2 separate regions of the Homo sapiens genome follow, and region 1 is linked to region 2. A link is an interaction called in ENCODE POLR2A ChIA-PET data of the cell type or tissue named here. Cell type or tissue: OCI-LY7. All regions are shown on one strand. Links, peaks and the distances in the headings refer to the core of each region. The heading gives the core; the rest is flanking DNA.

Region 1 (5,381 bases), core at 284-5,283, 75 kb after region 2:
CAGTTCTCTTTCTCACCCAAAGGAGAGTGCAGATCAGTGAATCCTTGAAGTTCAGTATCGCCAAAGGGCTCACACAGGCATTGCGGAAGGCTTTCCACCAGAACGATGTCTCAGCTCACGTAAGTGCTTTGCTTTGTAACCAAGCTAATCCATCACAGTCTGGCTCTTGGGTCTAGAATATGTTTAGATTGTTTTCCTCCTTTCTAGGGATCATAACAACACTGGCCAGAAGTAGAATCTGTCTTCACTTTGGCAACTAGCTAATGTGTAGTGGCTTGAGAAAAAGGTCAAATTTTGAGATGGAAAATGGAGACTAATTGCTTTATGTCTAGATTTATTTTTAAAGATTGGATATATTGGCCAGGTGGGTGGCTCACACCTGTAATCCTAACACTTTGGGAGGCCGAGGCAGGTGATCACTTGGGGTCAGGAGTTTGAGACCGGTCTGGGCAACATGATGAAACCCCGTCTCTACTAAAAATACAAAAATTAGCTGGGCGTGGTGGCAGGTGCCTGTAATCCCAGCTACTCGGGAGGCTGAGACAGGAGAATCGCTTGAATCCAGGATGTGGAGGTTGCAGTGAGCTGAGATCATGCCGCTGCACTCCAGCCTGGGTGACAGAGCGAGTCTCTGCCTCAAAAACACACACACAAACAAACAAACAAGCCTGGATATATTGTTTTAAACCATCCCATTATCCCATCGTTTGGGGAAAGTATTTACATTGTTCATGTAATTTTCTAGAAAACTCTCCATTGCTTTTCCCCTTATTTTCATCACTATTGTAAACAGTGATTTATTTCTGGACATTTAAAAATTATCCTGACTTGTAAATCGAGTCCGACTTTGCTTAAATTGCCCACTGCAGACAGGGAAGTAACATTTTTTCTTTTAATGCCAAGTACTGTTTAATGAGTGCTGGCTGATTTTGATGTCTTATCCAAGAGATGGAAGCTTCACTTTACATCTTTGGGTTTGATTCCAAGTTTTCAAACAGTAAATGCAGTTGGCAGTCAGTAGACTCCCATTTGCACCACTAAAAACTATTGCTGTGGCTTCTTCTTTTGATGTTCTGTCCTACAGCTGCAGTCAGCTTACTGACCCCCTCCCTCCCATCAACACCAAGGACTAGAAAGGAGATTCGGCACATACTTTATTGATCATTGTCGATCTCTTTTATATATTTCTAAAAAAGAAGAAAAAAGAAATGCATTATATGAGAGGCTTTTATGATTTCTGCACCAGAAACTTTATGGGAAGTTGAAAATGTGAATATTTCCATTTAATTGCCTGATACAATTTTCACTAATCTTCAAACATTCTCAAACTGCTTTTACAGTTTTGGTCTTTGCTGCATATCTTTACAGACCAGTGTGACAATGAGTATTTTTTTTTTTATGGATTCTGTTTTAAAAACTTAAGCACATTTTTTTGAAAGGGCATTTGATATTACCACCATAAATGGAAATCAAAATCATTTGCCACAAATAAAAGGTGATGGTAAGAATGAGAATAATGGAAACCAAACAGCTTGTTAAATTCAGGCTAGAGGTTGTTGCTTGCAGAAGGCTCTAAGGCTGAGCCTGGTATCCCTTTGTTTGTTTGTTTATTTAAAAAAGGAATTAGCAAGGGTTAGAGAGATGTTAAAAGCAAATATTCACTAAACTGAGACTTATTCCTTGGGGTCATTAGAAGGGTTGAAAGGGAACAACTTTCTCACTGAGTGATTTAGTTGATTTAGTGTTGTCTTGTGCTGTGTCCACGTTCCATGCTGAAATACCTCTTGTTCCACCTAAAATCATCTTGAGCACCATCTTCATGAAAAACTGACCGGGAGCACACAATGTGGAGGAAGCAAAGGCACACCCATCCTGTTGCAAAATCAGTTGTCTTGCTTCCTTTGGAAAATACACATGGAGATGCAAGAATATGGGGAGAAAGCAGGTGTCAAAAACTTCCTGGCCGGGCACAGTGTTTCATGCCTATAATCCCAACACTTTGGGAGGCCGAGGTGGGAGGGTCACTTGAGGCCAGCAGTTTGAGACCAGCGTGGGCAACGTAGTGAGAACTCCATCTCTACAAAACATATGTAAGTTAGCCAGGTATGGTGGCACACACCTGTAGTCCTAGCTACTCGAGAGGCTGAGGTGGGAGAAATGCTTGAGCCCAGGAGGTCAAGGCTGCAGTGAGCTGTGATCATGCCACTGTACTCCAGTCTGGGTGACAGAGCAAGACCCTGTCAAAAAAACAAAAAACAAAAAAAACAAACAAAAAAAGAAACAAAAAAAAAAAACACAAAATGAAACCCTGAGTTCCAGTTTTACAAGATGAAAAGAGTTCTGGAAATGGATAGTAGTAATAGCTGTACACCATTATGAATGTGTTTAATAGCACTGAACAGCACACTAAAAAATAGTTAAGATGGTAGATTGTATATTGTGTGTTTTTTACCACAATAAAAACTTGGAAAAAAAGGAGCTGCATACATATACGTATGTGTATATATGTTACTCTTTTCTCTGTTTTTCAAATATACAGATTCTGTAATAAACATTATATTTAATATATAAAAACCAAAACAAATTAAAAAAAAACCCTGAACTGTAAATATGTAACACCAAGAAAGAAAAAAAGAAAAAATAAGAATAAAATCTAAAGCCTGAAAATCTTGCAGTTGAGACAGAAAGAGCTCAGACCATCAGTGTCCCCTAGGATTCAGCTGTCAGAGAAATTCTCTGGTGCATCCTGCCTTGGTCTTGAACCAATTTACAAGCCAAGGACAGAGTCTGAACAAGTCTTCTCTCTGCTTCTAGAAAGAGGAATTCACTTTACTTACTCCTTGACCGGTGCCCCCAAGGTTCCCCCACTTAATCTATCATTTCTACCTTTTAATTCTCATAAATGATGAGAAATATAAGAAAGTGATTTTCCCCAGCATTTCATTCACTGAAAATCTCTTTGAACTACTCTCTCCTCCCTACCTTTTTGGTAATAATAATTGATGGTCACAGGATTATACTGAGGCACTTAATAAAAAAGATACAGATTTAATTCTATACCATGAAGGTTTGATGTAAATTATATTTTGTTGTTTTTGTGATATTTTGAGACTTGCCAATCCAAACTATGCTTTATAGAATTGTTAAGAATATTTGTTGAACGAGAACATTCTATTCTCCAGTCTTGTTTCTAACAGCCGTGGTTCTAAGAAATACCAGGAAGAACTTAAAGTGCTGTGGAAATAAACAATGGGTTTTGTGGGTCCATTTGTTTTGTAGGTGGACATTCTGGAATATTCTCATAATGTCACAGTTGGTTATTATGCTACCAAAGGGAAGTTGGTGTATTTGCCTGCTGTGGTGATCGAAATGCTGGGTGTGTATGGAGTCAGCAACGTCACTGCAGACCTGAAGCAACACACCCCACACTTACAGTCTGTGGCAGTACTTGCCTCCCCATGGAATCCCCAGCCTGCAGGCTACTTCCAGCTAAAAACAGGCAAGTGACTCGGAAGGAAGGGATTTTCATCCATTCTTGGGTTCAGGGCCAGTACCAAGTGGACACCTGTTTAAAAGCTCCATTGCTAGCTGCTGTGTCATTTTTTAGTCCCTGTGAACCTTCTTCAAAGGGTCCTGCTAATCAAATGTCCCAGTTCCTTGCACATCAGCCTAAACTCTTCCAACCCTAGATTTGTTAGAAATGTTCTATCATAGGAGCCTTCCTTCCCAATTTACAAACTTAGTACTTTTGAGCTCCAGGTACTATATTTTATATTTCTTTCTATATTATCAGTGGGTACTAATAATAGTTGAACATGCAAAAAAAAAAAATCTGTGGTTTGGAGTAATGGATTCCAGATACCACTGAATGAGAATCTCTGAGTTTAGGTCTTCGAATATATTTTTTTCAAACTCTCTGGTGATTTCGGGTCTGCAAAGTTTGTAACCTACAAGAGTGGAGGAACTCTTAAAATCGAAACACTCAATCAACTTAGCAATGGAGGTCAATGATTTTCTTCCCTCCAAAGAAATAGAAGGCATGATCTCTCTTAGATTGTGATTTGTCAGTCTTTGAGCAGATGTCTACATATTCCAATCAAATAAAATCATAAAATCTTTTGCATTGGAGGGAATCTCTGGTTCGATCGTGCTTTTAATTCTTCTGTGTTATATAATTCATCTTAGGAGCCACTTTCAAAACTACAAGCAAACCTTGTCTGGCCTTATTATTTATTTGCCTAATTCCTCTCATCTAAAATCGTGCTGTTTTATATTATGACCACTGTTAAATCCAAGGAACTGAGACATGGAGCTTTAGTGAGCACTGATTGACTTCTCTCATTCTAGTGCTGCAGTTTGTGAGCCAAGCGGACAACATACAGTCCTGCAAGTTTGCTCAGACAATGGAACAGAGGCTGCAGAAGGCATTCCAGGATGCCGAGAGGAAAGTCCTGAATACCAAAAGCAACTTGACAATTCAGGTAGGGAGGAAGGTGCTTCAGGCTGTGTAGTTGACAGACAACCACAATGCAGAGTCTGGCAAGAAATGACTTGGGTCTTCCCTTTCAGAGCTACCATGTATAAATGTAACTTTGTACTTCAGACATTGGTGAGGATGTCTGGGGTATGGCCATGACAGGAGGGATGCTGTGTCACTGTGCACCTATTGTGGTTTGGGGTTTTATATTTCTTTCCCCATGGGATGCTTTCTGAGGCCTTTCTAATACATTTATTATTTTGAAAAGTTGAACTAGGCTGTACTGTATATGTCAAATTTCTAATATAAGATGAATAAATGAATCAATTCTAAGTAGCTAAGTCACCAAGATTTGCCCGTTCTGTGATTTTATGCATTGGCTTATATTCCAGTTGCCTTAGTTTAGACACATGCCAACACACACACACACACACACACACACACACACACACACACACACACACACATGCGTTTTATATTGAAGTCTTTACTATGTGCCAGGAACTGTGCTAAGTGTTTTACAAATATTTTCCTACCTAATACTTAAGACATCCTTCTGAGGTATTCTTACTCCCATTTCACAGAAGAGAGAACTGAGAGGCTAAGAAACTTCCAGAAGGTCACACGGTAAAGAATGGAAGAAGGACCTGAGTCAATCCACTACACCATACTCACGTCAATGCAGTGTAGAAATGGGGTCCTTAATGAAGCCTGTGTCAAACAACAGAATTCTTTCCCAGGGAAAATCCCTGGGAAATGAATCATGGCATGAGTGAGGAGGAAGTAAGAGATGAGGTTAGAAGCTACAGGAGTCTTAAGAGTTAAAGGGTGATGGGAAAGCGTCCCCTGTAGGGGCTGCTTTTATTGGGGGACAGGATTTTAGATGCTCTAAACAGCCCTTTTA
Region 2 (5,381 bases), core at 253-5,252:
ATCCATCAAATAGTTATTGAATGGCTATTAGGGTACCCCCAAAATCAGGGATTTGGGGAAATTAAAGATGAATAACCATAGTCCCTACCTTCAAAGAGCTTCCGTCTAGTGGGAAAGGAGGAGGCAAGTGGAAATTTTAATGTAGAGTATTAAGTACTGTAGGGTCAAACCCAGGTGCTGAAGAAGCACCTAGGAGGGGCATCTGACCCAATCTTGGGCGAACAGGGGATACTTCCTGGAGGAGGTGATGTCCAAGACAAGTCTTAGAGGTTGCATAGGAGTTGTCAGGACATTGAAAGGAGGAAGAGAGAAAGACACGCGTGAAGGCTCATTGGTGAGAGGAACTATCAGCAGTTTAAAGTGGCCTAATTATAGTTACCTTCTCAAAGGCCCTGTCTTATAATCTCATTCCTTTGCCAAGCAGCCTACTATAGTGTCCTTTGCCTAAAGACTGTGTTCTCCGCTTCCGAGCATGGCATTCAAAGGCTCTCCACCATTTGGTCTCATATGCACGTTCCCTTCGAGTCATATTAGATTAGTCCCCATTCCCTGACCATTTTCCTCATTCTCCCCTCTTGGCTAATTTTATATCCTTTATCTAGAATAACCTTTCCTATCTTCTCCACTGGTCAAATCCTACTCCCTTCTGGGAAGTCCTAAGATGCTGTATTTTAAAAACAGATTAAAAAAAATCTGTTTTTGTGTTACTATAAAGGGATACCTGAGGTGGAATAATTTATAAGGAAAAGAGGTTTGATTGGCTCTTGGTTCTGCGGGCTGTACAAGCATGGCTCCAGCATCTGCTTCTGGTGAGGGCCTCAAGAAGCCTTCTATCATGGAGGAAGGGAAAGTGCACCAGCATCTCACATGGAAAGAGTAGGAGCAAGAGAGAGAGGGAGAAGGTGGCAGGCTCTTTAAACAACCAGCTGTCTCCTGCACTCAGAGCTAGAATTCACTCATTACCATATGGAGGGCACCAAGCCATTCATGAGTGATCCTCTGCCATGACCAAAACACCTCCCACCAGGCCCCACCTCCAACATCGAAAATTACATTTCAACATGAGATTTACAGGGGACAAACACCCAAACTATATCAGATGTCATCTGGCTTGTGAAGCCTTAAATTTGCCCTGAATTGGACTTACTTTGCCCCACCTCCGTGATTCCAGAGCTCATATCTTTCATTATGCAGCATTGATCACATTCAGTCGTACACTTTAGTTATATAACCTTTCCCTTGCTCGTTGCTCTTCTGTGAGCAACTTGAGGGCAGGGATGCAAGGCCAATTCATCTTTAAGTTCCACAGAGCTCTTTCTCTCGCTGTCTTAGAATCACATGTGTGACAATGCCTGACAATATGCGATTCTAAGAGACTGAGAGAAAGAGCACCCACTTTAGACTCAAGCCTGGGTTCAACTCTCTATCCTGGCACTAATGCTATGCCTTGGGGAAGCCCTTTAACTGCCCCTTGGGCTCCTAACTTCCTCATTTGTAAAAGAGAGATAATGATAATAGCCACTTTGGGAAGTGGGTTGGAGGATTAAATGAAATGGCATCAGCAAAGAGTACTGCATAGAAACTGGCACCCAGTAGGTACCCAATAAACACCTGCCAAACGAAATGGCTGCAGCCTAATTGCTGCTCAGTTTATTTTGGTTCTGCTTTTTCCAGGCGAGGGCCTGTCATCTTCATAAACACTCCAGCGTGAGGAATGGTGGAGGAATTCTAATTATTTGGTGTTATAGACTTTTTTTGTTAATTAAGGAGGGCTGCAATATTTTAAACTCACACGGGAATATCCAAGGGAATTGAAAGCCTTGCAGAATATGTATCTTCAGGGAATATGGTGTTGAGAACTCTGGGTGTGTGGGTTTGCTGGTTGCTGCTGCGGAGCTGTGAACATTTAAAGCAGCGAGTGTGCAAAAGAGGGAGCTTCTCATTCTCCTGCAATGACTTTCTGAGCAGAGGGGGCCAGAGCTGTATATGCCCCTAACACCCAATTCCTCACCTCGTCTTTTCTTTCTTATGGAGCCCTGATTCATAGAAGCTGGAGGTAGTTTTGCCTCTTCTGGTACTGTGGCTGCTAGTGTATGGATGCATATTTATTCATTTTTTACTTAGCCTTGTTCTAGAAAAGAATTTGCAGTGGTGAGCTTGTAAATATAGCCTGTTTCTTCTCCGTTTAATGGCTCTTAAACAAAAGTGCATATCAGATTTGACTAATGAACTTTTCAAAAAATATGTTTTTGGCCAGGCATAGTGGCTCACGTCTATAATCCCAGGGCTTTGGAAATCTGAGGTGGGAGGATCGTTTGAGCCCAGGAGTTCGAGGTTATAGTAAGCTATAATCATGCCAGTGTACTCCAGTCAGGTGACAGAGTGAGATCCTGTCTCTTTAAAAAAAAAAAAGGCCAGGTGCAGCGGCTCATGCCTGTAATCCCAGCACCTTAGGAGGCAGAGGCAGGAGGATCACTTGAGCCCAGGAGTTTGACACCATTCTGGGCAATATAGCAAGACCCTCATCTCGCTCTCTCAAAAAAAAAAAAAAATTAGCTAGACGTGGTGCACATCTATGGTCCCAGCTGCTCAGAAGGCTGAGGCAGGAGGATCACTTGAGCTCAGGAGATCAAGGCTGCAGTGAACTGTGATTGTGCCACTGTACTTCAGCCTGGGTGACAGAGTGAGACTGAGACTCCATCTCAAAAATTAAAACAAACAAAAATATAGTCTCTCTCCCGCCTGCCCCCCACCCAACTCCCCCCAGGTTGGGATTCATTAAATCTGGGGTGGGCCTGGTCACATTAGTATCCTTCAGTAAACCCTCACATGTGCCCATCCCTGCTTGAGAAGCTTGGCTGTAGATCACACACATGATCTTTTAAAACCTGGAAACTCCACACAACTGGTCTGGGCAATAGCCCGTGGGAGAGACGGCAAGTTTGAATGCTTCTCAGGAAATCTATTACTGTGCTGAAATTGGCAAACTGCCAAGGCAGCTTTGAAGGGAACAAGAATCTGCAGTTTTGTTGAAAGACAAGTTTACTCTGTAATCAGGGACTTGGCTAATGAGTGCATAGGCCATGCTGATTAGGGAATAAGACATCGAGATGAATGAATGGGGGTGTGTGCTCATTGGCGAAGCTCACCTCCATCTCTCTCTGTGGTCAGCCCAGAGGCTGGTGCCAGATGTTGAACTAGAGAAGCCTCAAGCTTATAAGCCACGGGTCAAATTCAAAGAGGTTATCCAAGAAGAGGAGGAACTAGTAGATGCTAGACGCCCAGAATCCAGAGCAGTTTTGATACAGCAGTCTTTAAACAACAAAGGTCAGATAGTGTCACCATTTTGCTTAAAACTCTTCAAAGGATTCCCATTGTACTTAAAGTCTGAACTCCATACAGTAGCCTACTGGCACCTACCTGTCCTGGCCTCTCTCACCTCTCTTCGTAGCTCCTACACTTCAGCTGCTATCCCTGGAATTCTCAAGCTCACCATTCTTTCAGAACCTTGCAGTTCCTTCTTCCAAGCGCATTGCCCCCAACCTCCCAGCTCCTGCTCATCATTCAGGTCTCAGCTCAGTTGTCCCCTTAGAGGGGCACAAAAATGTGCACCCTATTACAAATAAACTCTCCTAACGTCACACTGAAACACGTTACCCTGTCTTATCTTTGCTTTTTCACAAAACCTATTCCTACTTGAACATCTCTCGTTTATTTACTAATGTCTATTGTATGTCTCTTTCATTAGAATGTAGGCTTTGTGCGTTTTGTTTGGTTCTGTATCTCTGGCACCTGTAAGAGTATTAGGCACAGTTGGGAGTTCAACAAATAAGTGATTGAGTGAATGAATGAATCAAGCCAGTAAACTGGAGCCTAGAGGGCTGACCCCCAGACTGAAGTTCTGGCAACTCATGGTCAGTGCTTGATCAGGCCAAAGGCAGTAACACTTCAGTATCTATGCAAGAAGGTTGTTATTCAGTAGTAGCAGAGCTGTGTCAGTTAAGAATAGAGCTAAGTCAGCCTGCTTCTCCAGAGGAGTCTCCCTGGAGCCTTCTTGGTGTGGCCTGAGCCCGAGGAGGAGGAGGTGTTTCTACCTGGGTAGAATGCCCCCCACCACTTTTGGAACACTGGGTGGGGAGCTGAGAAGTCTGTCTCTGATACTTCAGAAAAAGTGAACGCTTAACAAGATGTAGAAATCCAGTGAGGTATGACTCACAGAAATGTTCTCTCTGACCTTCTGCCCAATGGGATGGAACACAATAAATTTCAAGATGTAAGATATTTAATGTAGGGTTTTTAGAAAGGCACTGTGATGAATAATCTGTGGTGGAGTGCCACGCAGGTGCACGCACACACACACAAACACACACACACACACACACACGACACTACCCCCCTTTGCATGTGGTTCTCTTCGGTTAACTCTTGCTCACTTTTCCAGCCTTGTTAAGGTGCCATTTGCTTTGGGAATCACTGGGTGCTGGTCAAAGTGCTCATATTGGGTGATCTCTTTAGATGGCTTTGTCTGAGCACATCCTCCCCTCTTGGGATTGTCAGTTACTTGCTCCCACCCTCACTTCCTAGAACTGTGAGCTCCTCGAAGGACTGTATAATTTGTCTTTATGTTTCTGTCACCCAGCACAGTGTCTGATCTACCATGGTGCTTAATAAATGTCTGCTGAATGCACAGATGCATACACACACACACACACACACCACTGTGGGAAACCACTTACGTTTTGTCCAAGTTCATAGACCCAAGGAACAGCCCCAGAGGCACAGAGCACCTGCTGTACTAAAATAGGTGGAGACCTGTGAACTACAGGTAAGACAAGAGGTCCAGCTACATTTAGACAGAAGGCTTATGGTCCAGCCAGAGGGGGTGTTGGCTTGTCACATAAAAGGGAAAGGCTTGAGTGTTTCTCTGATATTTACTTCCCCTACAGTAAAAGGGCAGGACAGGGGAACCAACCTAGCGACATTAAAATCATTGTCTTCTGTGGTATGCAGATTCACCTGACCTTGAACTCACTGATGACATGGTATCGATTGCACCACCACCTGCAGTCCTGCAGCAGCAGCTGCCAGCAGAAGCCATGCTAACAGAACTCACAGAGGCAAGTTTTGTTCTAGCCTGACAAGCATGCCTGGCTTTGCAAGCCCCCCAGACGGGCAAAGGTTTCTGCAAAGCTATGTCTTGCAGGGATTGCAGTTTTGTCTTGGGGAAAACACAGATTGGCCTGAACCCGTTGGGGGAGGAACAGAGCGAAAGAGGTTTTTTCAAGCTCTGCAGAGCTGTTATAACCACATGGAGCGGATTTCAGAGCTGATGGGCTCCGCCTGCAGAAGGCTGCATAGCAACAAGGGAGGAGTTCTCCATT

The links. Peaks named below come from ENCODE experiments on the same cell type or tissue, not always from the same donor. Only the 100,000 strongest peaks of a DNase experiment are listed, where the experiment ranks them.
Region 1: POLR2A ChIA-PET joins it to region 2 with 10 read pairs; 3 of 35 experiments call an interaction of 5 or more read pairs at or near these places.

Annotation. Positions count from the first base shown.
Region 1 is chr11:33,547,761-33,553,141 of GRCh38, forward strand. KIAA1549L (KIAA1549 like) reads left to right here. Exons shown (of 21, transcript NM_012194.3): 4 at 4-119; 5 at 3,280-3,499; 6 at 4,348-4,481. Among named protein-coding and RNA genes, the nearest start is that of C11orf91, 150 kb to the right of the region's middle. In OCI-LY7, for the core only: no CTCF peak of the experiment used is centred there; no DNase peak of the experiment used is centred there.
Region 2 is chr11:33,473,159-33,478,539 of GRCh38, forward strand. All of the region lies in intron 1 of KIAA1549L (KIAA1549 like), which reads left to right. Among named protein-coding and RNA genes, the nearest start is that of KIAA1549L, 100 kb to the left of the region's middle. RefSeq lists an enhancer at 4,988-5,277. In OCI-LY7, for the core only: no CTCF peak of the experiment used is centred there; DNase peaks (open chromatin) are centred at 313, 2,993, 4,573, 5,033 and 2 weaker places; H3K4me3 peaks cover 4,928 bases; H3K27ac peaks cover 4,886 bases.